2 separate regions of the Mus musculus genome follow, and region 1 is linked to region 2. Evidence: chromatin loops called from intact Hi-C (ENCODE). Cell type or tissue: left cerebral cortex. All regions are shown on one strand. Links, peaks and the distances in the headings refer to the core of each region. The heading gives the core; the rest is flanking DNA. Region 1 holds the start of Fam204a (family with sequence similarity 204, member A). Region 2 holds the start of Rab11fip2 (RAB11 family interacting protein 2 (class I)).

Region 1 (15,616 bases), core at 3,867-11,866, 280 kb before region 2:
TCTTCCCCCTCACTCCATCTCCCCTCTCTCTCCCTCCCTCTTCCCATGTATGGATGAAAATGTAACCAGCCAGCTTCCTGCCTCTGCTGGCATACCATGCCTTATTCACCATTATGAACATCTCTGGAACCATAAACCAAAACAAACTTCCTTCCTTAAATTGCTCTGGTCATAGTATTTTATAGCAGCAATACAAAAGGAAACTCTAACACCCACCCAGAATGCAGGTAGTTTTAAATTGTCACCGGGCTGCAGATAAACGGAGGAGAAAAAAGAAACCTTGTAGCGAGGGAGTCTTTCCTGTCTCTGCTTCCTGGCAACCATGATTTGATCTGCCAGACACACCTCGCCATGATGAGCTGAAATATGCTATGAAGTCATGAGCAAAATAAAATTTCCTCTTTTTAGGGTGTATCTATCTTGTATTGACAGAAAAACTAGATGGTAAATATCTTCACCTGTTGAGACATTTTGCTGAGACAAAACATTTTCAATATAAAAACCAACAAATAGTAATTCCAAGATTATTTCAATGTTTGAATTAAATGAGCAATTATTTTTTTAGGGTAGAAAGGACTGTAAGACAATGAAAAGATAAGAAACCTCCACTGAGAGATAAATAATACAAAGGGACAAATTAGGGAGTTCCAGTCTCAACAACGTTGCTATCAATTCTCAAACTAATCTACAAATATGACATATATTCAACCAAAATCTCCACAGTTGCTTTATAGAAATTTCAAAATTCTCAAATTTGTATAAAAAAGAAAACGAAGATGATCAAAACTATTTTGAAACAACAAAAATGGTTGTAAGGCTCACACTACTTTGTTTCAATGTATTATAGTGCAACTGTAATCAAGATTGGTATGGTATTGGAGGTGAGGCAAATCAATAGAACCGAATTTAAGGTCTAGAATATATATTTACATTTCATATTATTAACTTGATCTTCAATAAAGATACAAAGCAGCTTGAATGGAGACATTTAAAAAAATCTTGCTGGGACAACTGGAGATGAGGGTGCCAGAGACTGAGCTTCGAGTTCTACTATATAGGAATATTATAACTGACCCAAATGGTTCATGAATCTAAAACCCGACAATATAAAAAAAATCTATAAATGAAACAGAAAAAAATCTTTATAACCTTGAATAAGGCAAAAACTTCTTTTATTACACACACACACACACACACACACACACACACACACACACACACACACACACAAACACCCTAATTCCACAAAAGAAAAATATCAGGAAATTGAAATTCATAAATTTAAAATACAGCCTTTGAAACCCAGTGTAAAAATCACAACCCAAAGCCATAGATGTTATAAAGCACTAGTGATCTTAAAATTAATGTCATTCTTAGATATTCCTACATACAAACAGGTTAGACTGTTCTGTCTGGCCCCAAACTGTAAAGCAATAGGTGCTCCTTGTATATTGCTGATCGCTGATGGGGAATGCACAGTGAAATGTTCACTTAGCAAAAAGCTTGACAATTCCTTCAATAGTTAGGCTCATCATACAGTCCCCAAACCACTTATGCAGGGGTATTACCTATGAGAAAGTGAAATCTTTATTCACATCACTCACAATCTACACAGAGTGTTTCTTAGCATTTTTTCACTGTTACTGCTAAAAACTCCAAAATGGTCCAAGTAGTCATCAACTGGTGAATAGATAAATGATGTGATTCCTACTCAGGGACTGCTACTTAGCAACGAAATACATACGGAAACTTTGATGATCCTCGCCCATGTTAAGCTAAATAAAATAGGTCAGAACAAATAATCTACTGCTATTTGCTTTTATTTGTATGAATCTATTCAGGAAATGTCAAACTATAAGATACTTCGGCTGTTTATAGGAGCTGTGAGGTAGAAAGTTTTTCAATATAGAGGAGACAGAGGGAACCACTACCCATGTCCTTACTATGGTAGTGTTTATGTGACTACATACATACTTTAAAACTCACAGTTTATAATAGGAGGTGCGTGTGTAATTATATCTTAGTGTTAACTTTGAGAAAAATGAGGAGAAATAAAAACATTTTCAGATAATAGAAAAATCAAGAGACTCTGGTGCCTACGGACTTACTCTATATGAAAGCTAAAGGAAACTCTTTAGAGTAGAGATAAATGAAAGCAGATGTAAACATTTGTCTAGGGGATGAGTATTGATGGTTGCAAATGATATGTGTCTGTGTGTGCATAAATGAGCATATATGCATGTACTGATATAATTTATAAAGATTTGGGGGAGGTAGGTAAAAAAACTTCCTTAGATCATAGTTTATATCAGTATTTTCATATGACAAGAAACTAACACATAAAATAGTTTGAAAAGCTTTCTAAGACAGAGTATAGCAAGAGTGAGGTTATATGAGATCACTTGGGATACCCTCAATTTAGCAAATATGGTTTCTTCAGTAGAGGTAGTATTCTGGCTGACCTGATTCTCGGGGCTTAGAAGACAATACCACATCACAATGCAAACAAAACAATTAACAACCTGTAAATCAGACATGATTTTCCTTCCCCTGATACTTTCAATAGTACAGACTTTGAAAAAGATTCTGAATGGGTCTTCTGGCCACACACAAGAATTTTTTTTCATTAAACATTTACAGCTTTTTACAAAAGGTAGGTCCTTTCACCCCCCATGCTTGTAAGGTTGTTAGAATCCTAGGAAGAGTGTTTTATGAGTCACTGGAAAGATGGTGGAGAACAAGCTACACTGGAGTTATCTGATAGGTTTCCAGATAGTATGCCTATACTTAGCTGATCCCTTCCTCTGAGAAAGCAATTTGTCGTATTTTCATATGACAAGAAACTAACACATAAAATAGTTTGAAAAGCTTTCTAAGACAGAGTATAGCAAGAGTGAGGTTATATGAGATCACTTGGGATACCCTCAATTTAGCAAATATGGTTTCTTCAGTAGAGTTAGTATTCTGGCTGAGAAAGCAAAACTGGCAATCACTATGGATTATGAAAATACAAGGACACTCAGAGAGTACTTTATAGATTATTTTTAATAGCACCAGGAAAATATATTGACTCAGTCCCCAAGAGTCCTAGGAGGAGACCATTTGCATGGACATTAGTCATTTGATACAGCTTTATTGTGGTTTAGAACTAATCAGGGATATAGTCCTATAGAGAGCTGGGAAAGCGATAAGGGGAGGTGTAAGAGTGACTGAAGTCCTGTGTTGTTTGACATGGGCGTGGCCATGTCAAGTACCAAAGCCTTAGACTGTAAGAAATTGGCAAATTCATAGTGGGGTCTAAGTACAAGTGTTCACAAAGGATTGTCTAGCATATGCAAGTATAAGTGTTTACAACTCATCAATGTGTACATATCTAGTACCTGCAATTTCCTCCTCCTGCATGTTTACTCTCTAAGACTGTTGCCTACAGAGACCCACCTACTAAAACTAGCTAAGTCCTCCCCTCTGGGCTTAGAAAATAAGCAGACTGAGATTGGGTTGCTGCAGTAATTAGTACCATTCCATGACAGTGCATACAGACCACTGATCCAGCTTCTCTGTGTCCCTATGTCTGTCACTTCTTTAGTGTCTGCCTTTCCCCTCACCCCCTCATTATCCCTAATCAGATCAAGATACCAAGCCATGGAGATCACCATATGGTACAGGAGATAGAAAGCAGCTCGTATCTGGTAAACAGCTGACAATGGAGGGTGTTTGGCTGTCACGTTTAGTTAATGACGTTTTATAATTTATATGACTAGAAGAAACGCGTTCACAGTTACAATGAAATGCAAACTAGAGTGGAAGGCAATAAAAAAAATGAAGGGTGAAATATTTAAGTTGGTGTTCAAAATCCCCCTAACCCTCTGTTCCATGGACTTATCTAGGTGCTAGTAGTTCTTTTGAAATGGTCTTCTAGCAAAGTATGTTGCTTCACATAGCTCCAAGTCTACCTTTCAAATGCACAAGGTTATTTAACATTCACCAAAATCCTATAAATCCTTCCACTGAATCCACTAGAGCTTGAACATTTGTCTTTGGAAAAGCTCCAAGTCTAGCCCAAGAATATTTTTTGAGATAGGGTCTCCGCTATTCATCCCGAGATGATTGTGGACTTGCAATATTTCTTCCTCCACCTTCCAGTTTCTAAGGTTGCAGGTGTGCATCGCCATGCCCAGTGCTAAGCTGATTTCTTAGGTTTTCACTAAGTCGTGTTATCCCAGGAACTCACTGTTTGTTCACAGATGTTCCTAAGTCATAGTCTCCATTTCACTTTAATACACTTTCATTCACCCCTGCCAAGATTTTAACAAGCCTGCTCATGTACTTCTGTATCCTCAAACTTTAGACAGAGATGACATTGGACATACAGCAAAAACCAGAAAGGTGCTAACAGTGTAATGCAATCTGTCAACATTCATGAGCTCCTTGGTGTTTATGTATCAGAAAACTACTTATTGACAAGGTCTCATATACCAGGCTTCCTATTATACTTGATACACATTGCTTCCCATAGAGAGATGAAGCGGGTCATGGAGTGTCTTTTAAAGTGAAAGTGTTAAGAAGAAGAGGGAGAGACTAACAGATTTCAGTGCATCAAACCAGGGATGACTGAAGGCTGCTGATAGGCTGGGATCACTCACCACTGTATGGCAATAGGAAAGGAGATAGAAATCTCACTGGCTATGTCATTACACTGATCATTTCAGATGTTTACACTTTTGACTGTTCTGTGCTGGGATTTCTAAGAAACCTCTTCTTATGAGGCAGTATATAATAGATGGGGGAAGCAGAAACTCAGGGTCCAGCATGTCCATTGTGTCGATTGTTAACTTTGTATGCCTTATCTTGTTTCTGTACATCACTGGATGTATGGCTTAGACAATTTACCTCAACTCTTATCTATACATTCCTACCTCATAGGGCTGTGTAAGATACTAAAGGCAAAATATAAACATACACAAGTACTCCTTAAACTTCCCTCTTCTGTTGTCTTTCCCCATTAGACCTGAAGAATTTGAAAGTATTAGACATGAACAATAAGTAAAAGGTGCTTCTTGGTATAAGGAATACCCTATATTACAGAACATTTCTTTCCTCAGATGTCAGTTCTTGCAGATATTATAGTGTTGGTTGTTAATTGTATTCTTGAAAGGCTTAACATTGTTTATAAATGTTTTTCTCTGAAAAATGTAGAAAAGAAAACCAGATAAATTGTTATTTCTCGATCATGATGGATAGCAACATAATTATGAGATTTAGAACTCCCTGGTTTCAATTTCTCTACATAAGTCAGGAGACCATATTTTTGCAATTTTGAAAAAGAAGTACTTTGTATAGAGGAAAGTTAATTATTCTTTCTCAGTTTCAGCAAGAATCACATTTATTACATGTTCAACAAAGTAGTATTCATTTTATCCAAATGAGAAATAGTTGAGGGACTTCATTATATTTGGAGAACATTTCCATCAATCAGAGATTTAGCAGCTACCAAAAAGAATTCCACAATTCATCTTTTATATCATGGGTGTGACTTTTAATCTCTGTACTAAAAATATTAAATATGAGGGAAAACTGTTCATAAACCGTAATGTTCCTTGGCAGAGAAAAACCGCTTTGTGTTTTTGAAGATATGAGAAATTTAAATGAAACTTACATGCTTGAAATTAGTGCCAGATGCAATGCAATTCCAGCACAATTCACTAGCTGCATGGCATAGTTCACCATGATTTACTAAAGAAGTATTCAACAAATCTACGTTTCACTGAAATCTCAAAAATACAAGTATTTCATTCATAAAACACATGGCTTGGCAGGTTTCCAGAGTAGGAATTTTCTGGAGGGAAGATAAATTTATTGATTAAAATAAATCAAATCACTGATGGTTTCCTTAGAAAATTTGCAAAACATAATATGCAGAAGTTGACAGCTTCACGTCTTGAGCCAGAACAAAAATCCAAGATATGGCTTTTTGTTTATTATCAAACTTTATTAGTGTCATAAGCGGGTATTTAAGACATTTCATATTAACATTTGGAAAACATACATGTAATTATATATGTATATAAACGTATATATGCTAAGACTGTACATCTTTGGCATTTTTATTCCAGTTCTACCCAATGCACAATCACATGCAGTAAGTAATGAGCGTTCATGGATGGGATGAATGTAGAAAAAACTAGGGACTAATCATGCTAGCATTATTTCTTTCTACCCCATGCTATAGCTTCTTCCCTGCCCCCTCACTATTCTGGTCACTCCTCTGCCTCTAGCAGTTGTTATGGAATAAATATAGTTTTCCCCCAAATCCATGTAGAAGCCTTAATCCATCACATAGTTATATCTGGAGATGGGATCTCTAAGTGAGTAACCAAAGTAAAATCAAAAGAATGTGTCTCTGACCTGGTCCCATTAGTATCCTTATGAGGGCTTCAGAGCACTCTCCTAAACTGTGTTTCAACTAGGTCATGTGAGCACACTGAGCTAGTAGCTGCTTACAAGCCAAGAGAAAAGACCATGTGCCAGACATTGCAGAATCCAGAGCTGGAGAAATGCATTGATTAAGATACCCAGTCTGTGGTATTTTGTTATAGCAACTCACAGCAAACTGACACAGCAATTACCTGCTCAATGCTGATAGTTATGCTTTTCCCTAGAATCAGGGAATGCTTGAAAGGAATCCTCCGTCATGCAAACTTATCAAATCATGATTCTAGAACACTACATCATAAACTTGCATATCTTCCAGAAGTTATTGGACAATGCATGGGTATAATGTATGTTTAAATATTAGGATTAAATATGTAATAATGATTAATCCATTCACATTATTGAATAGAGGCAAGAATTTTGTACATCACAATATTTTAAAAGGTTCTTGTTCATAATGTGAATAAGTGAAAATTACTGTAAGTTAAGCCATGTGTGCATTAAGTTTGGCCTACAACCAACTCCTTCCTTTGAAAAACTAAATAGCTTGAACTGCAGCTTCACTTAAGAGTATGTTAGTATTCTTATAACGTGTTGCTGAGTCTTAGTCAGTCATAGTAGTTGACTTTTAGCCAGTCAGTATGACAGCTGATCACACCATGTTTTTATAAGGTAAATACTAAGATATGACCAACCACAGTATTATATGTTTCTTTTTACCTTTTTTTAATTTACAAAGATTGCTTGCTCACTGATGGAACACTCTGAACTTTGACTGGGCCAGAGTCTATTCATGAAACAACTGTTTGTTCAAATCAATTCTGCAAAGTTTAATTTTTCATAAGTTTTTTTAAACTTGTTCAAGGCTTTGTATTTTGTATGTGCATGTGCCATATATGTGTTCTAATGCATGTGCATTAGGTCAGAAGACAACTCGAAAGTGTAGTTCCTTAGGGGTTGCCCACCTGTCTTTTGTGGTCACTGGCCTAGAGCTTGCCTCGTAGGCTAGTCTGCCTGTCTGCATCCACAGTGCTGGCTGCCATGCCTGGCTTTTAAAATACGGATTCTGAGGGTGGAATGAACTTAGGTTCTTACTGAGCTATCTCTCAGCCCTGTAGTTTCTTATATAACCATCACAAGAAAATAGAAACATAATCTGAGTACAGAACAGTACTTCAGAAAATGGAAGCATTTCTGAAGTGGTCCTACTTCATCCCCGTATCATCGCCTGGATTTACTGTTTTCACATGGTGAAAATTTCTGCTCTTTTCCTCATTTACACGCCGGTAAACCCCTCATCAGGACCTATACACTATGCCAGCCTGGTAAATCAACTTCTGAGTAGGGGGTGCTTAGCTGGATTTGATTCGGTCAACCAGACTGGAAAGTCCCTGGAGAACTGGAATCCGGTTGAGAATTGCATGAGGCCTGGAACACAGTGGACACTCAAATATACGCAAAAAGATAGGAAAGGCTGGGGAGAGGGGTGGCGAGGAAGCGAAGGAAGCAAAGCCTTCCTTGAAGAGATCATCTACAGTTCTCCATTGAACTCAGGTGGGCATCGAAGTCAGCATTTTCTTTAGCCAAGTTCACCAGCACAGGAAAGGAGCGAGGAAAGGACAAAACTTTAAAAAAAAATCGCTTGGTTAAAGTGAGGAAAAGGAGAAAAACAAACAAACAAACAAACAAACAAACAAACAAACAAAAAACAAAAACAAAACCTCAACAGGCTCCTCTTAGCAGAGGCGTTTAGGCAAGCCAGGCTGTTCCCTGGGCGACCATAGAGCCAGAACGGCCGCAGCCGATTGGCTGATCCGCCCGAGCCAATCAGAAGACACGATGTTGGCGGGGTTCTAAGATGGCCGCCGAGCCGCTGTTTCCTCCCTGGTAAGTTCGGCTTCGCGAGGCGCGACTTGGCGGCAGGATTCGCGGCGGCCTGTCGGGCTGTGTTCCGAGGCAGGGAGGGCGGCGCAGGAGTCGGGGCGGCTCGTCCTCGCAGATCTGCCGAAGCGGGCTTGGAAAACCCTGGGTTCGGGCGGGCGCCGCTGGGCTCCGGGGGCGTCGTGAGGTAGCCGTCCGGTCCCGGGCCAGCGAGGAGCGCGAAAGCCCACACAGCAACTGCGGCTGACCAGAGCGAGGTTCGCGGCTCGCCGCTCCGCCGGCGTCCCGATGCGAGTTCTGACGCGGCTGGAGAGCTGAAGGTGGTGCGGCCTCGCACCGGGTGAGTGCCGCCGAGTTCCAGGTTGTCCGTGCGGGAAGGGGTGTGCCTTTCAGAGCCACCCTCTCAGTCTTGAACTTTGTAAGTACTTGTACAGTGGCATGGATTGCGTGGTTTAAAATCTTTCCACACAAGTTAGAGAGGGTCCCGGGGGAAAGTGGGTTCCAAGCCTTGGCTGTAAACATTGTTTTAATTCAAACTCACCTATCCTTAAGATTAAAAATACAAAAAATAAATAACTTATTTGAAGTATATCTGAACTGAGGCCCCTGACTCCCCTCGGGTTTTCTGTGTCGTTTTAAGAAAAAGGAACACATTTTCTAACAATAAATAAGACATTTACATTAATGTTGATAATCTTAAGCCTAAAAGTGTGTCAGTTAACTAGTTCCAAAGTTCAGGAACTATTTATTATGCTCTTATAGGTTAGAGGATGGCGGTTATAATTATTTTACAAATAGGATTAAATTTAGATGTTTGTGATTATTTAAAATCGAATACATAAGACAGCCACTTGATGGAAATGCAGCTTAAATTCTGGCATAGTAGAGACAGAAAATTTGTTGGATGCGCAGATTTTATCCTTTGGGTATTGCTTGTAACCAGTTTTGTGGTCTAGAAATACATTTCTCAAATCTCTAAATGTGACTCTCAGTGTGTTACTTAGTATAATATCTCCCCTTTTTCATATGCAAAAAGTGCAGAAAAAATTATTAGTAAAATTTGCCTAGATTTGACCTGTCTCCCAAATCTTTGTCTCCAAGAATTCGCCACCAACTTTGCCCTCTAAAAGTTCATAATTTAAAGCTGTCAGGCGTAACTGGATCACAATGATTTTGGCCAGTTGTAGAAAGAGTTGCTGTTAGTTTCTAATGTGTGTTGTGATGAAGATTAGTGCCTGCCTCTTGGTTTGTGTGTGGTGTGTGACAGGTCTGCCTTCTTTTTCTCCTGCTGCTTGTCTGTCTTTTGTTGTAACTTGGTTTCCTGCCCCTTTTCAGTGGACCCTGTGCAGAGCCTCTGAAAACTGATCATCTAGTGAGGTAGAGGAGAGAAGCTGCGTTTATATTGATCAAAGAGTAAAGCAGCTCTGGTCATTTAGGACTCTGAGGCCATTAAGATCATAAACATTTTAAAGGTGTGTGTGAGACCATCGCACTGGTATTTGACCATACCTTCGTTTTAAAGCTTAGAAAGAACGAAAACCCAGGCAAATACAATGGCCTGCTCAGGATGGAAGTCATCTGACTTTCAAGACTATTTTTACCTCTATAACTAGTCTTCTACAGATCTGACACAAACTAGAACTTTTATAATTGGTATTTTTTTTATCTCTATGGTTTCTGTATCTCAAAAGATGGTATTTACTAAATCCTTTTTAATTTTAATTTTTTTTTTTTTTTTTTTTTTTTGTAGAGAATGAGGTGTATAGTCAACATCTCTGGTAACAGGTAAAGAATATACTTTACTGGATTTAGGGTTTCTCACCTAAAGGTAGATGATACTGTGCTACCAGGGGGAAAGTAAAATACTGGATTTAAAAAAAAACAAAAACTGATAATTAGCTTAGTGACTTTCAGTACTTTCATTATAAAACTTCTTAAGAATACATAGATTACCAGATGCTGAACCACTTTGTTCTAAATGCATTGCTTTCTGCCAGAGTCTGCTCAGTAATGGTTGTGGTTGTTTTTCGAGGGTAAAAGAAACCCTCTTTATTTAGACTTAGAAATTCAATTCATAGCAAATGATGTCTGCCCAGAACTAGAAGATATGTCCCACGTTGTACACAAAATAGTTTGTACATGGGAAAAGTCCTAACTGCAATGGTGAAGTGTTGGAAATGAAGAAGTGATATTTCAAACTTTAGAAAAAAGGAGAAATGTGGCTCATTTACATCTTCCTTGAGGATATGATTAAATTAAATACTGGGTTACAGGCTAAAAACTGAAAGCTTACAAGTTAATTCATTTTCTGTGCTATGGGCCTGGCTATAATCTACATAGAATTGAGTTTCTGTTTGTCTGGTATTCCACATCCTTTTAAAATGGCTGAGTGAATATTCTCAGAGACTAATCTAGGAATTTTAAAGACATATAACCTGAAAGGAATGAAAGAGACACTTCAAAGAATTAATCACCCTTCTGAGAATCCCAAACAGGAATAACAGGAGGCCAGATATGACACCAATTGGAAAATGTATGAATGACATGTATATGCAGAAAGACAGTGTCTTCAAACAGGAGCCCAAGGCAGAAATTACCAGTCAGCCTCTCCATACTGGCTAGTTTACAGTTGAGCTGCTGCTTAACTGGACCGCTGTGTTAGGCAAGCTCGTTACCAGCAGTTACCTGTGTTTATCTGCAGAAACCTTAATCTTCCTTACATCTGTTTTTGTTTTCCTTTTGTTTTGGGCCACCCCCTCCCTCAGTATCATGGGAAACTGATATGTGACTAAAGATTTTAAGGAACTGAGTTAAAAAGCAAACAAACAAACCTTATTTGAGTTTTGTAGTATGGATTTGGAGGATCTTTTAACTTTTCCTCTTTCTTCAGGTCCATTTAAGAAACTGTCAAACCAGGAAAATACCGTATCAGCATATTAAATGCTTTATCATCAGTCAATAAGAGTAATTTTGAGAAAGTTCAAAAAGCCGTGAAAACTGGGTAGCTGCCTGAAAACTGATGAGGAAATGATACCTTCTATAGGGTACCTGAGACCGCTCTCCTTGGGGAATCACATTTGAATGTCCAGAATATAGATTGTGAAACTCCAGATGTGCTCAAACAGCAGCCTGCCATGCTGTCTAAGGCCCAGGCCGAGTGACATTTCCATGCTGCGGTGCGGATTCTGGTCTGTGAAGCTCCTGGTTCTCCTTTGTGTACTTTGGTTCCTAGACTCTTGAGAGTATCTAGCGTGCAGTGAACTGCCATGGGCAGTTCTTCTATAGTAGGCCCCAGGCATGCTTAAAAAATGCCTGAAATTGTTAATTTTAACATCCTCAACTAGATAACGAACCTAAAGGTGATGCAGATGCTTCACTACGCTGTTCTCGCTGGCTCATTTCACAGTGTATCTCAAGACTTCATTCATCTTGTCTTTTAAAACCTAAGACCAAGCTTGGAGGAGATGCAGGTTTTATAAGTCAAAACACTTATAATTTGGGGGTCTCTACTTTGAGCTGAACTTATGTTCTGGATGGAAAGTTACACACTGTAGTTTAGAGCAAACCTTTATAAGTGAGAAACATTAATATTTGAGTTTCATTCATTGTCTGATTGTCTGCCTCTTATTTTACTGCTCTATTCAGAAGGCCAAGCACAAGGTTATTCAGAGAAGCTTCGTGTCAGACTGCAGATCAGGGTGGGGAACATGATTCGTATCAGTTGACAAATGAAACGCTTCAAATATTAGAAACTTCAGAGGTATCTTATGGGTTCTTCGTCCATACTAGGAGTGATAAAAATGCATTCATGGCCACAGAAATGATAGCAAGAACCACTGAACAGTTGGTTTTTTTTTTTTTCTTTTTGACGCACAGTTCAAATTTATTTATTTATTTTTTAAATTTTAACACTAAACGTTGAGCCCCTAGAGCCTCCTGAATGCTGTGGAGTACTGTATCTCATTTAATCCTCAGACGAACCAGTGTAATTATCCTGTGCCACAGATGAAGAAACTGAGGATCAGGGTTGTTAAGTAATTTCCTTCTTCCTCTAGAGGAACTGGAGTCAGGAGTCCAGTTGAGTCTTCTTAAAAAGCAAGAGAATGTTTCAGAAAGTCAAATACTGATAAACATATCCTAAAACACAAAAATACTGCTTCTTTGAATCTGAGGAGGTCCTTAAAAGAAATATGTAATTCAGAGTAATGCAGAGATCCTGATACCTGTGACCTGCAGAGAATGAGGAGACCCAGCAAGATAGCTTTCTGTTCTTCACTGATGATGAAATATGAGAAATGCAATCAATTTGGGCTCAGTTGTATGGAAAAAATAGGCTGTATTATGGAGATCAAATGAAACTTTGATAATCTTTGCACATGATTACACGAATTCTAAAAGTCATTTTCATGAAACTTAATGATTATACCATTGGGCAATACAGATAATGCCAAATACTATGTTAAACTTATTTCCCAAATACATACTATTGTTACTCAAGAGAGCTGTATGCTTGTTAAAATTTTAGATTTATATTTCATTTAATTTTACCAAACTGTAAAATTTAAAACTAGGATATATTCTTTTACCTCCACACTTTTAAAATTTTATTTAATTATATTTTTTTACATTTATATATGTGTATGGGTGTGGGTGTCCATGCCATAGCACATAGATAGAGGTCAAAAGACATCTTGCAGTTGTCTCTCACCTACCATGTGCGGTGGAACTCAGGTCGTCAGGGCTGATGACAAGTGCCTTTACTTGCTGAGCCATCTTGTTGGCACATACTGCTACACCTTTTAAAATACAGATGTACAACTTAGTTTTTTTTCTTTGTTTTCCTGCTTCTTAGACAACATGCCTTTTGAAAGTTATATATGCTTCAGTGTAGATGACACATCCACCTTTATTTTCTTTTATGGGCACAGTGAGAAACATGGTATTTTGAGCCTTAAATTAGTTGTGATGTTTCACGTGTATAATTGCAGCATTTAGGAGGCTGAAGCAGGAGGGTCTTCGGGAATTCTTGGCCTGCCTGGGCTCTAGAGTAAGGCCCTGTCTTAGTAAAAGAACAAAACAAAATAAAAATTTAAAACTACATTGTTTTAAGTTCCTACTGACATTCTTGAGCCATGAGTGCTTTACTGAGCGTCGTTTAGGCAGAAGAGTCCATACTTAAGAAAATCAGGGTTCTGTTTTATCCATTTTAGATTTTAAAGTTTAAATTGGCTGTCCTTAGGTCATTGGCAGACATATTGGTCTCCTGTGGTATCTGTTAGTGGTTTTAAAATAGTTTCCATGGCTACTCTTTGAGTTTGAATTCATCCTTCCCTTTCTCCTATTAGAAGAAAAGATGTGGAGTGGGCTGTTACCTCCTGGACTAAATGAAAGTGATGTTGAATCAGATTCTGAGGATGAAATCAAACTAGAGAACCCAGAACCTTCAGAACATAATTTACAGGAAGATGGAAAGACTGGCAGCAGTACGAAGCCAGCAGTGTCAGACTTCCCGACAGGCCAGCCAGAGACGGAGACAGAGGCTGATGCGGATGCATATGAGAAGTGTCCTTCTGGGATTCCCTTAAACATATGGAATGTAGGTTTCCCTTTGTGTGGTTAGGAAAGTATGCATGTTCATGTGTTCTCTGTGCTGTGGGCAAAGTATGTTGGGATATAACAGACAGTAGAGGGGCCTCAGAACAGATTCTACTGTTGGATACTAGTTTTATTTTACATAAGTAGAAGTAGTAAAACCTTCATAGGATTATCTACTTCATAGGATTATCTACCTAACATGATAAAGGAGTTTATTTCTTTATTTCTTCCTTTAATTATATGAGTTATTGAGCTTCATTCTCCACTATCAAACAGCTTATATCAAAACCAGTGAATGCCCCAATTCAGCTGAGAGTTGTGAGGACTAAAGTATTTCAAGAACAGAATTCCTTAGTTGGTGGCTTTAGAAATGGCAGAGCATAAGGATTTCTATTTAACATGTCTGTTCCTTTTTAAACTGTATGTTTATCTTCAGTCACACACACACACACACACATCTTTTCTCCTTTTACATAGAAATTTCAAGAATTGCATAAAAAAAATTCTGAACAGAAAAATTCAACGCCAAGATTCAGACAGAAAAAAAGAAAACGCTCCAAAAAAGGTGTTTATTTTTAAATTTAGATTGTTAGTTATGCTAACTCTTAAGTTGATTAATTGAATTAATTTCTTAAAACATGATTTTGAAATAATAGCTGCATAATTAAGTATTGACACTCTAAATTTCTTTTAGGCAAATTGAAGAATGAAAAGGAATCTCACAGGTAGGTAGATTTTAAAGTAGTTACTATTCAGCAGTGTTGTGGGATTTTCTAGATTGCTGCACTACTTACCTTTGGTAATGATCAGACATGAGAAGTAGTCATTGAAGTGTAATTATTGCAACCAGTTAAAAATAGACAAAGTAAAAAGAGCCATAATTTATGTACATAGAGTTAATTTATCTTCTTGCAGTGAGCAGTCCTCAAATGAGACCCAGTGGGAAGAGCTTACTCAGTATTTTGGAGCCAATGATAGATTTGAACCCCCTGTTAAACAGAAAAAAGTTGAGAAGGTAAGAACCTTTTATATTTATTATATTTTCCACCTTAGCTAACAGGACATATTTTTGATAGCTATGCCTAAAATACTAGTTCATTAATTCATATAATTAGAAACTTAAAATGTCCTGTTGTGTACCTAATAAGTAGCTATCTAGTTTAAAACTGTTCAAAAGTATAAGTTGTAAAAATATTATTGTGAGAGCCTCACTCCCTTTGCCTTAGGTAGCGAAAGAAAGCTATTGTAAGGAGCCATCTCACTGAAATGGTGGAGGGTGGTGAAAGCCTTTACCTAATGACCAACCTGAGGCTACTCAAACGTAGATGAGGACTCTAGAGGAAGGGTTAATATGAGACCTGTTTGTTTTTCGGTGAGAAGGTTAGATTGGCTGGACTGAAGTCAGGAGAAGGAGGAGGAGGGTAGCTCAAGCCTCAAGATAATACTGTAGAACTGCCAGACATGGGTGGAGAGTGGGTTTTATTTACAGTACACTTGGACTTTAAGAGAGTGACACGGTCTAACTTATGCTTAAAGATTCCCTGACTGTGGTGGAGAATAGGTAGGTGGTGATGTAGCGAAAGTGAATGAGAACAGCAGACTCAGCACAAGATAACGATCCTGAGTGAGAACGGTGTTGATGACGATGGAGAAAGTACAAGTGCTTTGCAGTTTTAATGTGAAAGTATTTACCTTGCATTATTAGGTT
Region 2 (15,616 bases), core at 3,533-11,532:
GCAGATTAGCAAGCTTTAACCACCCTCAATGTCTAGACTTTATCCATTGTATTCTCTGCCCCACCCCTTTTTAAAAGACTGGATCTTACATTGAATTCTAGACTGGCCTTGAACTCACGCCCTGTTAAGCACAAGCGGAACTCATGGTGTTTACAGTTCTTCTGCCTTGGCCTTCACATTACTCTGGCCTTTACCTCTTTCTTATTGTCTACCTTGAAATGGGAGAATAGGAACTGACTCTTTTGTCCAAATCGGCTTGGCTTTCCGTACCCTTTCCTTTTCTGAGGATCTAAGTGTTGCTCACCTCGCACTTGCCTGAAACCAGAAGGTCACAAGAGACTGCCAATTACTAGGAATGAGAAAGGCATAGATGGTGAAAGCTGTTATCAACTCATTACCAGCCTTATAACCACATGAGCTTGTTACGGCATGTGTTTCCAAGAAGTCACTGGGTTTGCCCTCCCAGAATAAATTTAAATTTAGCCTCGTTTTATAGTGTTTTCTTTGGTTTTGCAACAGACATCAGTTTCAGCTCATCACAGAGATTTATCTCCATATCCGCTGAATTATTTTTTCTTCTGTAAGTGCCTTCCCTTATAAGATTGAGTAGGCTTTGATATAGTTTGAATGATGGCAATCTAGGATTTTCTTGCTTTTTAAATCTGTTCAACTTGTATCATTTTAAGCAAACATTGACGCTTGAAGAAAATGTGTGAATACTAATGCATACATACTTAATAGATACAAACCTGAACCGTGATAAAATTTCATAGTTAATAAATTCTTTTTGTTTATAAAAGACTTTTCCATCTGGCACTGTTCTCAGCTCTGTAACACATGTTTAATGCTGATTGAGGTGATGGATCTGCTTTGATCTCCTGAATGAAAACCCAACAGTTGTCTACAAAAGAGGGCCGGTTAGCATTTCATCTTTTTTTTTTTTTTTTTTTTTTTTTTTTTTGTCACGGGAGTAAAAATGGTTAGTGAAGGCCTGGATGGCTCTTTTTCCACAGATAATGTCCATTAATACCCTTGAGTCTCTCTGCCATTTATGGACAACAAACACCATGGATTGCCGCTTTCTGAGGGTTGCAAATCAGTCACTTATCTTTGTCTTTGTGCTCACACTAAAGCAGAGTTAGGCCCTGGCATCACATCGAGGATGCTCAGGTAATGTTTACAGCCAATTGAGGTACAAGAGTTGTTGAAAAGGCATGGAGAGCCTGCTTTCCAAGTGCACTGTTACATCTTGAGATAAACAACACTGCAGACGGTCTTGTGCTTAACCTTAGCTCTCCAGGCGGCTGTGATCCTTCTGATCGATACAAAATGACTGTAGTGGAAGTTTTCGATGGTCCTTTTCCATATTACAGTTAATATGTGCTTCAAAGGTGATAAGTTCATGCCCTAAGCTGAAATATGTTTGTTTTCAAATATTCAGATGGACTAGGTCATTGTTCAGCTTAGTTGAACATTGCTTCAGAAGAGATGGTTTAAAATCTGGCCTTGGGACAAGAAAAGTTTGACTCAAAATAACATCTCTCCATCCTTGGATTTGCATAAAAAATCATAAAATAAAAGAAATAAGATGAAACAAAACAAATGCATTTAAAGATTCAGTAAATAGAAATGCAGACACAACCTATTGGGTGAGAAACAAAGACATCATATATTTTTGAGAGTAGCCTGACAGTTAAATATTCTCCAGACTAACTCAGAGTCTAGAAATATTATACATTCCATGCAGATCTTTAAATTTTTTTTTTACAAAGCACAAGGACAAATAAACCAATGTTTTCAAATTTGTGTGTGTGTTCGTGTGTGTGTGTGCACTTATGTGCTGTACATGTGGAGGCCAGAGGACAACTTTATGAAGTTGGCTCTTTCCTGTCACCGTTATTAGGTTCCAGGGATTGATCTTAGCTCATCCGGCATGCACAGCAACTGCTTTACTCACTGAGCCTCCTTGCCAGTGAGGACAGTGGGTTAAAGTCGCTTTAATAATAATAATCATTCAGTAATAACCGAGATTCCAATCATTGCTGACCTCTATCTAAACCAAGTGAGAGGTAACACTGGGAAGACTGAACACTTTAAGATGAGTCATCACGGGACAGCTGAGATTAGAGGAGAGAGAACTTAAGAGCAACAATTCTTACTTTTCAGAAAGCAGGACTTTGAGAATCCTGAGATTAGAAGGTGCTTTCAAAGCTTAGGTGGAATTTTTTCTTTGCTTGTTTTAAAAACAAAAAAACAAAAAAAAACCAGGTCTACCTACAGCTTGTGGGTTTGTAGAACCAGGTGTATGACTCAGCTCTTCTGATTGGTTGGCCTATGGGCTTTTAATCGTCACTCACAAAACTCATTCTTATTAAAGAAGAGGTATTAGGGGCAAGTATGATGGGAAGATGGCAGAGGTGTCTGTCCACAAGACAGATGATCTAATTCATTCCCCAGGACCCATGTGGAGGAAGAAGAGAATCAGCTCTTGCAAGTTGTCCTCTGACCTCCACTTGGGTGCTGTGGTATTTTTCCCATCTGATAACTAATTAAATAACTAAATGAATATATTTTCAAAAGAGAGGTATTATTACAAAAAAAACCCCTACTCTCTGTGCATGCTCATAAGGAGACAATTTGTACATCTACAAACCGTTGTTTATGATAGCTAAAAATTGGAAACAATTTCAATGTTCCTTGGAAGGACAAAAGATCAAATGGGGTTTATTCATCTTGTCCAATACCATATAGCAGTTGTCATGAATACATTCCTGTTATATGAATTCATATGCATCTATTTGGTTGAGGGAACAAAGGTTGTCTGACATAATATTATGAGACCATAATCAAGAAATGGAAAATCTTTTACATGAAACGTCCTTATGTGCAAATGTGTGCTCTGCTTCACAATTTCTTGCCCTCCCCAGCATCTCTTCATAGTTCAAAGAAGCTGCCGATAACAGAAGTTATACTGATGGCTATAAGGGAACTGTTCAAGGCTTTTCAAGCCACTTGCCCTGTGTGTAATTTCTTCCAAATCTTGAGCTGTTTGGTGTCGATTTCCTCAAGAAGGGCCAATTAATTAGAGTTACATTTGCTTCCTTTCTCTGATCATTAATTGCTTTCATTTGGGGGAAGAGAATACACAGGACATCTTGAGATATATACATACATATATACATATCTATTCCTTCCAAATTAGGGGATCCATCATTAATAAATTACATAAAAAGGAAATCTGCTTTAGTATATTTTCTGTACCCAATTAGGTAATTAAAATGCAATTTGCTTCTTCGTGCTACAGTTGGACTAGTTGGAATCAGGACTGGGAGGAGATGCCCTGGTGTTTGTTAGGACAGACTCTGATTTTACAGATGGCTAAAAGAAGGAAATTTTCTTCCTAAAGATACATAGCCAGCAATACGCAAACATGGGATTCAGAGCCAGGCTTCTGGCCCAGGCTTTGTACGCTACATAACATATTGCCTCTCATGTATCACAGTCTAAGTCCTCACGACTCCACAGGACTGATTAATCAGTGCAGTGATGAAAATGAAACAAACAACCTCTCAAATCCCCGACACTAGTCCTTGCGAGTCCTTGTTAGGCTTCGATGTGCCAAATAATTTCTTACTTAAAGTAAAGCGCTCGCATTCAGTGAGTGTCTGTATCTGAAGTTTGAAGGTCTTAACAATACCCTGGAAAAGGTTTTTGCTTCTCTTTAGCGTCTCCATCTCCATCTGGAAAACAATTAACACACCACCCATTACATAATGCATGCTAAAGCATTAACACGCTGGACCCAGTGGACTATTTAAATACTGAGTGTTCATAATTGTCCTACAGGAGAGCCACAAGATGCGAGCTTAGAGATGTGGATGTTCAATGGGAAAGCCTTCCAACGTGCTAGGAATAAACTCCCTTGTGGAGCTGTCTTGAAAGGCGCAGTACCTGCTGTTTTCATCCATGGAATCTTGTGAGCTGTGCATGTGGTGGACAATTGTGATCACTTTAACTTTCTGGTCAAATTTTTCTCACCGAATCAAGTGTTTACAATATAAAATCAGAATTCTCAACCTTTTCCTCCTCTAAAATATGTCCTTTACCCCCACTGCCTTGTTTTTAGAATTGCATTAAAGATTTCTGGACATATCATTACTAATAACAAAAAAGAAAAAGAAATTTAAAAATAAGTAGCTGTCTTCCATTTTGGGGTTTTCTGTATTCACTCATATGATCTTCCCAACTTTAAAAATAACTACACATACACTTTAAAAGTGGTAAAAATCATTTTTAAAACTTACAAAAACCTGAACACTTTAGTAGAGCACTTTGATCTCAGGTCTTATATAAATATTATTTTTTCATATGAGCCAATCATATTCTTGGCTTAGCCGACATGCTTTTATATTCTGAATGTAGTGATGCAATAAAAAGGAATCACTCTAGGAAATTGCTTCTTTTTTATAATGCAATTCTAGACTTTCTTTGGCTCTTATGGTTTGTGTGTTCATTTGGTTCCCATGAGCAAAAAGATGCTATTTTCTTATTCAGACTTAAAACTATTATGTCACGAATTCCTATCTTGCTACTCAGCAATATTAAACAATTTTGGCTCTAGCTAAGTTTTGAAAAAACTCAAATGTAGGTGTGATAAAAGAGAGGACAATATCAATTGTCAGTGCTTGAATTTAGAGCATTTTCTGCATTGTGTTGGAGCCTGTTATTGCGTTGCTGTGGACTGCTGTAGCCAACTTCCACCCTAGAAATGGCTGCATTTCAACAATGAGGGGAATGATACTTGTAAACAAGTTTATAACCATTAATAAAGCTTAGCAAACACTGTAAGTGCTTTAAAAACACAATCCATTATTATAATTGCCTATTGTTTAATTACAACCTCTAATAGAAATGTGAAACCTTTGAAATGCAGTTTATAAAACTAGGCTTAAATTGGATGTCAAAACACTTATTTTGTTTCTCTACAAGTTTCAGGTGTCATATTATTTCTCTCTAGAGATGCTGGTGAAATTCCACCACTGACTGCTCCAATGTACTCTTTACAAATCCCTGAAAATATTTTTTCTTTAGAGTTGACAACTGCCCGCTCTGGGATCCAGATGCTATGTGCACAGTGAGATGATTTTGTTCTGCTTTGCACACATGGCCTTTTCAAACACTGTCTCCCCGGGATGGAAACTCAGCTCTCCCCGGGATGGAAACTCAGCTTGTATAACAGAAGTTCTAAAACTTGCCCGATAATAATAAACCCAATACCTTACAGTTTATGACCATTTTAAGTTGGATAAAGCACATTCCTATCTATCATATTTATTCTCAAAATTAGTCCCATAAAGGGAGAAAAGCATTTAGTCAGTCAACAGATTGGTTAGCATGTCTGTTTAATGCTTAGTTCTCTAAAGTCCTTCAGGGATGTCTAATCTTTTGACATTGCTTGGAGAGCTGTTGTCTGTCTGCAAAGTTCTCCCTGAAGAAAAGCACAATGCAGTTAAATACTCTCATAGCATTTAAGGTTGGGTTTGGCCTCATTCATAGCTATTGTTGGCCGCAGGTTGGATGTGCTGCCAGGAAGTGCAGTCCAAAGAGCTTCAGAATTTTCCTAGGCAGACATGGACAGAAATAAAGTCAACAGAGGTAGTATGCATCTCCTGAGACTGAAAAGCAGAGACAGTACTCCTGTCCTCTCTGGCCATGAAGTTGGGGTTTGGATTCCTGGAGGACTTGACAGTGAGCGCTCAGGGAATGCTTTTGACTTGGACGCCATACACACAACTTAGAAAGGGGGAAAAAAGACTAAATAGTTCCGTAGAATTATGGTGGCAGGCATGGGGGCCTGGTCTTCTGACGCCATCCCAAAGCGTCTATGATCTTTATTAAGCAAGGGAATCTTTATTAAGCAAGAGAATCTTTATTAAGCTTTGGAATCTATCTGCATCCTTTGCTTTTGGTCTGTGCTCAGGAGGAGGTCCCTTTAGTCAGTTGAAGGTTTCCTCTTCAAGACGATGGAGAACGGTTGGACGAAGTCTGAACTGTCACTCAAGAAGAACTACCACCATTAAAGGACACCAGCGCCCAGCTAGGACTGAACACACAGCTGGAACAGATTTCTGCCTTCCAAGATGGAAACCGGTTCTCTCCCAATAGCGGGCGGTGTATAGGGCCCAGTGCCGCCTCCCAGAACCCCTTGTCGGCCTCTGCGGGCTCACAGTTCCCCAGCCCGCTGCAACCGACAGGTTGGAACCTCAGCACCCACCGTCCAGCGCGCGCATCCCAGCCTCCGCGTCCCGCACCGCGCGCCCCGTCGTCAAGGCAACCAGGGAGGCGCTGACCCCCAACCCCGCCCGGCCCCGCCCCTCGCGCAGCCCCACTCAACATGGAGACGGCCAACCCGGAAGTGGCGCGGCCGCCGCGCGCCGGGCGCTAGGAGCCGCGGGTTGCTGGCCAGGCCTCACCCGGTGACACCGCCCGGCCTCGGTTTGCCACCCGCGCTCCGCGTCCCTCCGACACCGGTCCAGGTCGGCCGCTTCCGCCCCGCTCGCCCAGGCCTGCGCCACTCTTGGGGGGGAGGAGCCGAGGCGAGGCCGCGCGGGCGGGCGGAGGGAGCCAGGCCCCACGGCCGTCGACGGTTCGTATCAGCCGGGTCGGAGGAGGAGCCGGGCCGCGCGGGGCGGAGGCCGGGCCCTAGGGGCGCAGGTTTCAGGATAGCGGCGAAGCGGGGCGCGGGGCTGCGCGCGGAGGCCCGGAAGGCGCGGAGGTGATGTGGGCCCCTGTGCTTCTACGGAAGAAAGGGACCCCAGCAGCGGCGGCGGCCTCCCTACCGGTCCTCCTGACAGCAGCCCTTAGGGACCTCGCGGCAGCCCTGACTGCCCAGCTCACTGAAGTGCTCTTAAGGATGCAGTGATCAGGGTACGGGGCTCTCCCCGCGGGAGGGGCTCTGCCTGCGCTTCTGAACTCTGCGCAGAGAAAACAAAACAACAACAACAAAAAACAAAACCGAAAAACAAAACAAAACAAAAAACCCAGAATGATGCTGTCTGAGCAAGCCCAAAAGTGGTTTCCAACCCACGTGCAGGTCACAGTGCTCCAAGCTAAAGATCTGAAGCCAAAAGGCAAAAGTGGTACCAATGACACATACACCATAATTCAGTTGGGCAAAGAGAAGTATTCTACATCTGTAGCAGAGAAAACCCTGGAGCCGGTCTGGAAGGAGGAGGCCTCCTTTGAGCTGCCTGGGTTGCTCATGCAGGGTAGTCCGGAGAAATACATTCTTTTTCTTATAGTGATGCACAGGTCCCTGGTGGGACTGGATAAGTTTTTAGGGCAGGTGGCAATCAATCTCAATGACATCTTTGAGGACAAACAAAGAAGGAAAACAGAGTAAGTTATATAATTTATTTTGAATTTTGGGTACTTAAAGATATATGGATTTACTGTTCTTGAACATAGTATATTTGAGGCATTGGTCTTTGGGATTGAAATAGGATCCAGTATTAAGCACTTCTCTTTGCATGACTTTGAAGGGAAATAGCCTTTACTCTGATTTTTTTTTTAATGGAGTGATTAGTAAACCATTTTTTTTTCTCATTTCTGTGTGAGGTTAAGAGCTCTTAGTGGAATATTTTGCACTGGGTTTTAATACTTTTTATAAGAGGCCTAGAGCATGAACTAGAAAACCAGAAAATTAAATATATGCGTACCATTAGGTCTATGTTTGTTGAGCACTGTTAAAAAAATAAATTACTAGTAAAGGGTGTCAAAAGATAAGTTACTAGGTTTAGAACTCTTTATTTCAGCATTGGAAACAGTTGGCCTTATTTTTGCTCCACCAGTTTTCAGGGTCAGTACTTCTTGATAGGGTAGAAAGTTGTTAAAAGAACAAAAGTTTTGGAAGTCTGCACAGACATCTTCAGTCTTGAGCCCACTGACATTTTCCCTTTGAATTTACAGTATAGTGGAGCTATTGTTTACTGAAGAATTAGTTCAGCAAAGCTGTTGTGTAAGATCAGAGACAGTGATTACAGTCTTGTGATGCAGTGATTTAATGACTTCTTCGATGAAAACATGGCTTTTGAAATTGAACTTTCTAGCCTAAGTTAGATATACTTAATTTAAGAAATCAAAATTCAAATCAACACTAGGATGTTATGTGCTAAGTTGAAACAAGTAGCATCTTTGGAAAGGTAGGTCTGCTGTCCTGCTTTTAGCTTACATGCTTGTACACGCTTACCTTACACGCAGAGCTTGTAATGGGCCTGAAGGCTCATTGAGATGGCTGGAGTTTGTGAAAAGAGGGCTGAGGGAACTCATCAGAGGACTGCACTTTTCCCAAGTAGCTTAAAAAAAAAAAAGAACAAAACCCAGTCCTGATGCATGTTCATCTACCTACCCTTTAGAGCACTATTTTTGCAATGATAACTTTAAGCTCACATTAATTTCTTACAAGTATAGTGATCTTTTATCTGTCTTTATTTCCTTTGTAAAACCTGCCAGCAAACTTCATTTAATAAGAATTGTTTTTGTTTTGAATAAAGTCTTTACCTAAGATTTAGTGTATGTAAGAAAAAATACTAGAAATGCAAGAAGAAAAAAAATAGGTAAATATTCAATGAGGATGGGGGGAGGAGAAGAAGTTTAAGTTGTATATTTAATGATTTTTAAATTTCCTGATACTTAATAGCATGTTATTTCTTCTGAGGGATTCTTCATCAGATTTAAAATGAAAAAATGAATAATAACCAAATAATTTGTCCCAAATTGTCACTATGAAATGATCTAGTGTATACCCTTTAAAGTGTTTTGACTGTGAGGTTTTGAGCATCTACAGTTTCAAAATTTTTTGCCGTGCTTTAAAAAGTGCTTTTAATATTAATGGTAATATACTGCAGACCACTCGAACGTAAATTCCCAAATTTAAGTAGGCCCAAGTGTAGATCCAAAGATGCTGAGAACGAAGTAGCCCTTTAAAAATTTCTTGTTTTATTTCCGCCTTTGGCAGCTTTGCAGTTACAATAAACTAGACCATGAACAATACTCTAACAGTGTAGTCTGTCTATAAAATCAAGGACAGCTTTTGGAAGGGAGATGCTTTGAAATGCTATCAACAGGGTTTGCGATGTTACTGCACACAAAGAGATTTTCATGTTATTAAACCCTTATTGTTTTGTGCGGGTGACTAAATGGGAACTGTGTATTTGATGAGGTATCTTTATTGGTAATATTTCTAGATTTTTAATATATTTAATAGCTTCCTTTTTCCAACCCAGCTGCACATGTGGCACAGTAAGAGACAGACTTGAGCCACCAGTGTATTAAAAGAAAGGTATTTAATATGCTGCGCATTGCTAGCCCTTGTCAGCATATTCCCAAGTGTTTTTTGGAAAAGTGGAATGAGTGATGAAGGCTACCAGCTGATTGAGATGTCCTACGAAACTGCTGGGTGTGAAGCTTTGTATTTTTGACAGTGAAAACGACAAGTGTTTACATCAAGTTGTGTCATAAGAGGCAAAAAGTATCATGCTTAAAACTATTATTTTAACCTATTTTCTACTTTGAATATATGTGTGTGTGTGTGTGTGTGTGTGTGTAATATATATAATTTTATTATTTCTTTTTAAAGGAGGGGTTTGGGGAGGCCCCAAGCCAAATCCTTTGAGCACAAAGAGAACTTTTGCATTAGCCTTCTTTAATAGATGTCTGGGTTGGTTCTGGCATGAGATTTAAGCAAATAACACAGTGTTTAATAATAGAATGGGAAAATCATTGATGCTGTTATGTAATATCCATTGATTTTGTTTTAACAATCCAAATAGGTGATGTTCTTTTTCTTTCAATGCTCTCAAAAATTAATAATAGAGAATCTAGACTTAGATGAGACTCACACATATATAGATGTGTTTGTGTGTCTGTGTGCGCGCGCGTGCGCACACACGTGTGTATTGCACCTGCCTCCTGGCCTCTGGCCTCCTTATTGCCAGGCTTGTCCCATTTCTGACCACACAGCACCAATTGCTTGGGAATCATTCCCACATGTGTGGTAGTTTGGACATGGACCTGTGCCCACTGAAAATTGAACAGAAGCCATATACCATTTCAGCCTAGCACTCCAGAGGTGGAAAGGAATCGGCATTAATCCAACAACTCCCAAGTGCTGTGTCTTCATTTGTCCCTTTGAAGCCTGGGAAAACAAACACTATTTCAGGATTCTTGATGTTCTCATTAAGATCGGTTTCAAAACAGAACAGCTAAAGTTACTTGTCAGGCTACTCTATAAATCAGTGTGTTTATCAGAGTTCTTTGCAGGATTTTGTTTTGGTTGTTGTTTTTATGGGGGAGGGGAGGAAAATTAATATTTTTTACACTTTGATTCAAATGTATTGTTGCTTTATTCTTTAAAGCTTGCATAGGTGTTCAGGGTTTCCTACTAAAACTAAAATGTTACAGAGCACTCATGTTTGGAGCTGAATCTTGCTGATTTTATGAAGATGGTTTAGAAATAAAGAAGTGAGTTTTTAGTGTAAAACACTCTGTCCTAAAGGAGTTTGTGCTCTCTCTTCACCTCCACCTCTCCCTCTCCCACTCCCTCTCCCTCTCCCTCTCTCTCTCCCTTTCCCCCAACCCCCTCTCTGAGAGAAGGAGAGGAGAGTGTGGACTCCCCTTTCTACCTCCGTGCTTTCTGGTTAAATACAGAGTTCTGTAATGTGTGGCAGCCATGTGGCCAACCTTATTAACACATGTGCTTCATGAGTAAGGAAGAGTTTCTATTTCCCTGCAGATGTTTCTCATCAGCTTTAGATGTTTTCCTCATTGGCTCCCATCTGACTTGGGGAAATGGCTTGCCTTCTCCTTGCCTCAGTTTCTTCATCACCAAAGTAAGAGTGTTGACGACATAATTCATGGGTTCTTATTTCAAATACTAAATTTTGGCCATCTTCACCCAGATCCATTTTGGGATATATTTTCTTCCAATTGGCTTTTATCAAGTTGTTATAAACTCTACATATCCTTTTTTTATTGTTGTTGCTTGTTCGGGGAGGCATGTGAATTTATACAAAGAGCGTTTGCTTATTTTCCATATAGATTTTTGAGTATTTCTCAGGTATCACCCATCAGAAGTATCTCTCAGGCCATTGAAAATGGCTGTTTCCCAAATCCCTAAGTTGATGCTGAGGTGTTTGGCTTTGTGTCACTTGGAGGTGTTCTGAGAACTCATGTTTTTATTGTTTGCTGGTCTCCATTCCACAGTTCATGACTGTCATTTCTTACTTGTAAGCCTGGTTAGATTTATCTCCTAACTTTTTCTTAGTCTAGGGTCATAAAATATTCATTCTCTGATAAAATATTCTGTGGTAAGAAAATGCTTGTTTTGGCATCAGTATGATATTTCTTAATTGATCGAATCATTTCAGTTTATCAAAGAAACATGCCACCATCATGGGGCTGATATAGATTGTGCACCAGCTGTCTGTCTCTCTTGTATGCCCCTCCTTCACTTGATGTATAGTAAATCTTTTAGCTATCCTGTTGGCAAACAAAAAGAAGTGATATAAAATCTGGTCAGAGTTGACCTGAGGCTAAGATAACTCTCTACACTAGAGAGACTAGATCTGTATTTAAATAACAGCATGTCTCCATAACAGGCCTCAGACCCCATCACTTTCACTCAGATGTGAAAGCATTGTGGCTGCATGCTGCAGGTGTGGGTTGTTTCTCCTGTAGAGTAACTACCTGTGGCATCATCAACTAGAGAATTTCATGTGGATAAAAATACTGTAAGCAAAACCAAAACAAGCCCTGCTTCTTATATAGTTCACTTAAAAATTGGCAGCATGATGCAAGAAGTGCCTGAAAGCTGGGATCTGGTTTTGTTTGTAAAGTCCTTTTTATTTCACAGTCAATAGCTTTCTGTCAGGAATCACTTGAGCTTTTTATTCTTTGAAAACTTCACAAGATTTATTGTTTATCGCTTCTTACATTTTACTAATTTTACATAGTCAGGAAAAGGGTTAGATCCATTTTATATAAACATAAGTAACGGTACTTATTTAACAAACTATGTACTATCCTCATTAATAAAATTAATAAAATAATAAAGTTCTTTTATTACTTATATAAATTATATTTTTGGATAGGGACTAAATATTTTGTTCAAATGTCATCATTATTTGTCATTTTATGGTACTCAGAAATAATTAGAAGTAATGAATTATTTTCAAAGTTTCTGGCTCAGTATCTTTGAATGTTAAGCATGTCCTTAGGCCATTAGTAACACTTGTCCTATATAGAAGCATAATTAGCTATTGTTGATAAGAATTTTTGATGATGAATTTTGAATTATGAGGGGAAGGTTTATCTAAAATGCTTCCCATCCCCTCCACAGACTCACGCCTGTGGTGTGTGTCACTCTGCAGAAATCAGACCATTTGTTGGCTTGATTTGCTTTCTTTTTAAACAGCGAGTAAAACTAGAAACCTATAGCTGACTGGTTTTCATTCAGTTTGTAGACAGATGTGTGGTCACTTTACTTAAATGCTGCCTGGATATAATGCTCACTGCCATCATTACTTGTTACAACCAACTTTTTTTCTTCTTTTTAAGGTGGTTTAGATTAGAATCCAAACAAGGAAAAAGAATAAAAAACAGGGGTGAGATAAAGGTCAATATTCAATTTATGAGGAACAACATGACAGCAAGCATGTTTGACTTGTCAATGAAGGACAAGACGAGATCACCTTTTGCAAAATTAAAAGATAAGATGAAAGGGAGGAAAAGCGACGGGGTGTTTTCTGATACGTCCTCTGCCATCGTTCCGAGCACTCACATGCCTGATGCCAATCCTGAGTTTTCAAGTGGTGAAATGCAGATGAAATCCAAACCAAAAAAGCCTTTTCTTTTGGGTCCTCAGCGGCTCTCTTCTGCCCATTCGATGTCTGATTTAACTGGGTCCCACTTATCTTCTGAGAAGCTGAAGTCCAGCACTGTGGGTCCAACACATCTTCTCAGTCGCCAGATAGATTCCTTTGGAGTTGTTCCAGAAAGTGGTAAGTGGTGCCATATTTCCTTTCTTCCTCTCTCCTATTTTATGTAGTGTAACTTCTAAAGATAGAAAATGAAAAGTAGTGTTTCTAAAGCCAGTCATTGATTGTTTGAGTACCTCCCAACACCTAATTGATAGATTCACCGGAGACATGCTTGCTTGTATCTATATTTTTGTTGTATGTGGTAGAGAAATGAATCCTAGCCTTCTTTTGTGGCCTGGCCTCTTTTTTCTGTTATCATTTCTCCATTTCAAAAGCTTGCAGCGGGAAATGTTTGGCAAAGTGCTTGCCTTGAAAGCATGAGGATCTGAGGAGTTCCTTAGACACCCAAATGCACACTGAGACAGTAAGGCAGGAATGGAGGAGGTAGAGACAGGTGCATGTCCGGGGCTCCCTGGCCAGTCAGCCAAGACCACTTGGGAAATTCCATACCAGTAAGAGATTTTGTCTCAAAACCAAGATGGGTAGTTCTTGAGGAATGACAGTGTTGGTTGACCTCTGGCCTCCACGCATATCCATGGACACACCAAAGAGGAAAAAGAGCCTGTAGCATATATTCCATTCCATACAAGTGTTTCTAGAAAAATTTCTATATTCAGAGGAAACAAAATTGGATTCTAATGGTGGAAAAGTTTAAGACTTTTCAGTATGATTGTGAGAGCAGGCCCTTTGGATGGATTTTACACTTTTCTCATGTGATCGGTTCTGAGCCAAAGAAGATAGTAATATAATTGTCTAAAAATATAGTATCATAGCACATCTACTTATAATACCCCTTACCTAATTTTAAGATTGTTTTGATTATTTTGAGGGTTGATATCTTGTTAATTGCTCTCATTCTGAAGCAGCAGAATGTATCAGATAGTGTAACAGCATATGTCACCCATCACCTACTAATGGGAAAAAATGTTTGTAGGAAGTCTCAAGTCTCCACACAGACGAACACTAAGCTTTGATACTTCTAAATTGAACCAACCTGGCAGCATTGTGGATGAAGGTGAACACTCTTTTGGAAGACAGAGTGACCCATTTACAAATGTGACTGCTTCATTACCCCAAAAATTTGCAACACTGCCAAGGAAGAAGAATCCATTTGAAGAAAGCAGTGAGCCATGGGACAGCAGCATGAATTTATTCTCAAAACCAATTGAAGTCAGGAAAGAAAGTAAGAGAGAGAAAAGGGAGAAGGTGAGCCTCTTTGAAAGAGTGACTGGCAAGAGAGATAGCAGGAGACCTGACAAGCTGAACAATGGTGGATCTGATAGCCCATGTGACTTGAAATCACCTAGTGCTTTTAGTGAAAACCGGCAGGACTATTTTGAATATGAGTCAACTAACCCGTTTACAGCAAAATTCAGGGCTTCAACTATAATGCCATCTTCAAGGTAAGCTCACCAGGAGGAACATGTGCCGTTTGGGGGACCTTGTACTTGAAAATAATAAGTATTCCTTTTAGATGCATGAATATTTTATATTCTTTTTATTTACTTATTTATTTTTACCTTTAAAAAAAAAACTATCCATCATAGATCTAAACATTGTTGTTTGCATGTGTCCTTGGAATTGAATGTTTTACCTTGGAAGAGCAAAGACTTTTTCCTTTCTACCTCAGTCTGCTCCTACCTATGGGAGCCAGAAACCTACCATAGTTCTTGGAGAAAACAGCATGGTATTTGATGAGACCCAGTAAAAGTGAATAGACCATGGGCATGAATTCAATCCAGAAGTATATTTCTAGGTGCTTCCCAGGGATTAAATCACGGGCTGTCAGGAGAGCGCCAGTGAGCCAGAAGCAGTCAGCATGGTGCTATTTAGCAAATGCTGAAGTACTAATGTTGTCATAAAAGATGTTAACTGTCTTTATTAGATGGCTGATCAGAAATATCTTTTATTCATGAATACATGAATGTCTTCTTGAATCCAGGGACCCTTGGGGGTACTGTCTGTACCCTAACCAGAGCCCTGGGTGACAAGTAGCCATGGGTACAATCAGCTGATGAAAGTTAGAGTTTTAAAGCTTTGGGTCCTTCTGTGTACATGGCTGCTTACTTCACAGCATTAAAGTCAGAGGTTCTGCAGTTCTGAGTGATAGAGGACCTGCTTAAGGAACCTCAAGCAAAGATGAAGATGACCATGAAGTTTTTAAGTAATTGTAGAGAAATACAGTAGAGGCTGAGTGTCCTGTGTAATATACAGACCTGAGTGGGAATCCTGACTGTGGAGTACTGTGACCTCTCTAGACCTCAGCATCTACATCTCTGAAGCAAAGAGGATATATGTAGTTTGTAGGATGTAGTGAGGCTAAGTAACACACACATGAAACACACAGTACAAAGCCAGGTACCAAGCGGGGATCGAATAGATGGTCACTGCTTCAGGCTGAGTATCCTTCACTTGGAACCCGATCCACTTTTATGTAGAAGTAGAATGACAGTTTAACGCTTTCATCGTGGGTAGAACCTTGAGCTTCAGATTTGGAATTTTTCAGATTTGTAATTTTTACATGGAAAGTCAATGCTGATATTCTAAAATTCTAAAACCAAACTGAACCACTTTGGGTC

Evidence for each region. Peaks named below come from ENCODE experiments on the same cell type or tissue, not always from the same donor. Only the 100,000 strongest peaks of a DNase experiment are listed, where the experiment ranks them.
Region 1: it touches region 2 in a loop (6-fold over the local background); 7 of 42 quality-filtered maps call a loop at or near these places.

Annotation. Positions count from the first base shown.
Region 1 is chr19:60,219,347-60,234,962 of GRCm38, reverse strand. Fam204a (family with sequence similarity 204, member A) reads left to right here and starts at 8,262. Exons shown (of 8, transcript NM_001358273.1): 1 at 8,262-8,319; 2 at 13,659-13,909; 3 at 14,386-14,473; 4 at 14,603-14,633; 5 at 14,824-14,923. The coding sequence starts at 13,667. In left cerebral cortex, for the core only: no CTCF peak of the experiment used is centred there; DNase peaks (open chromatin) are centred at 7,948 and 8,265; H3K4me3 peaks cover 1,641 bases; H3K27ac peaks cover 618 bases.
Region 2 is chr19:59,934,430-59,950,045 of GRCm38, reverse strand. It overlaps Rab11fip2 (RAB11 family interacting protein 2 (class I)), which reads left to right and starts at 6,682. Exons shown (of 6, transcript NM_001033172.3): 1 at 6,682-7,398; 2 at 12,616-13,058; 3 at 13,972-14,440. The coding sequence starts at 7,046. In left cerebral cortex, for the core only: a CTCF peak has its summit at 6,695; DNase peaks (open chromatin) are centred at 6,352, 6,605, 7,138 and 10,090; H3K4me3 peaks cover 1,900 bases; H3K27ac peaks cover 1,406 bases.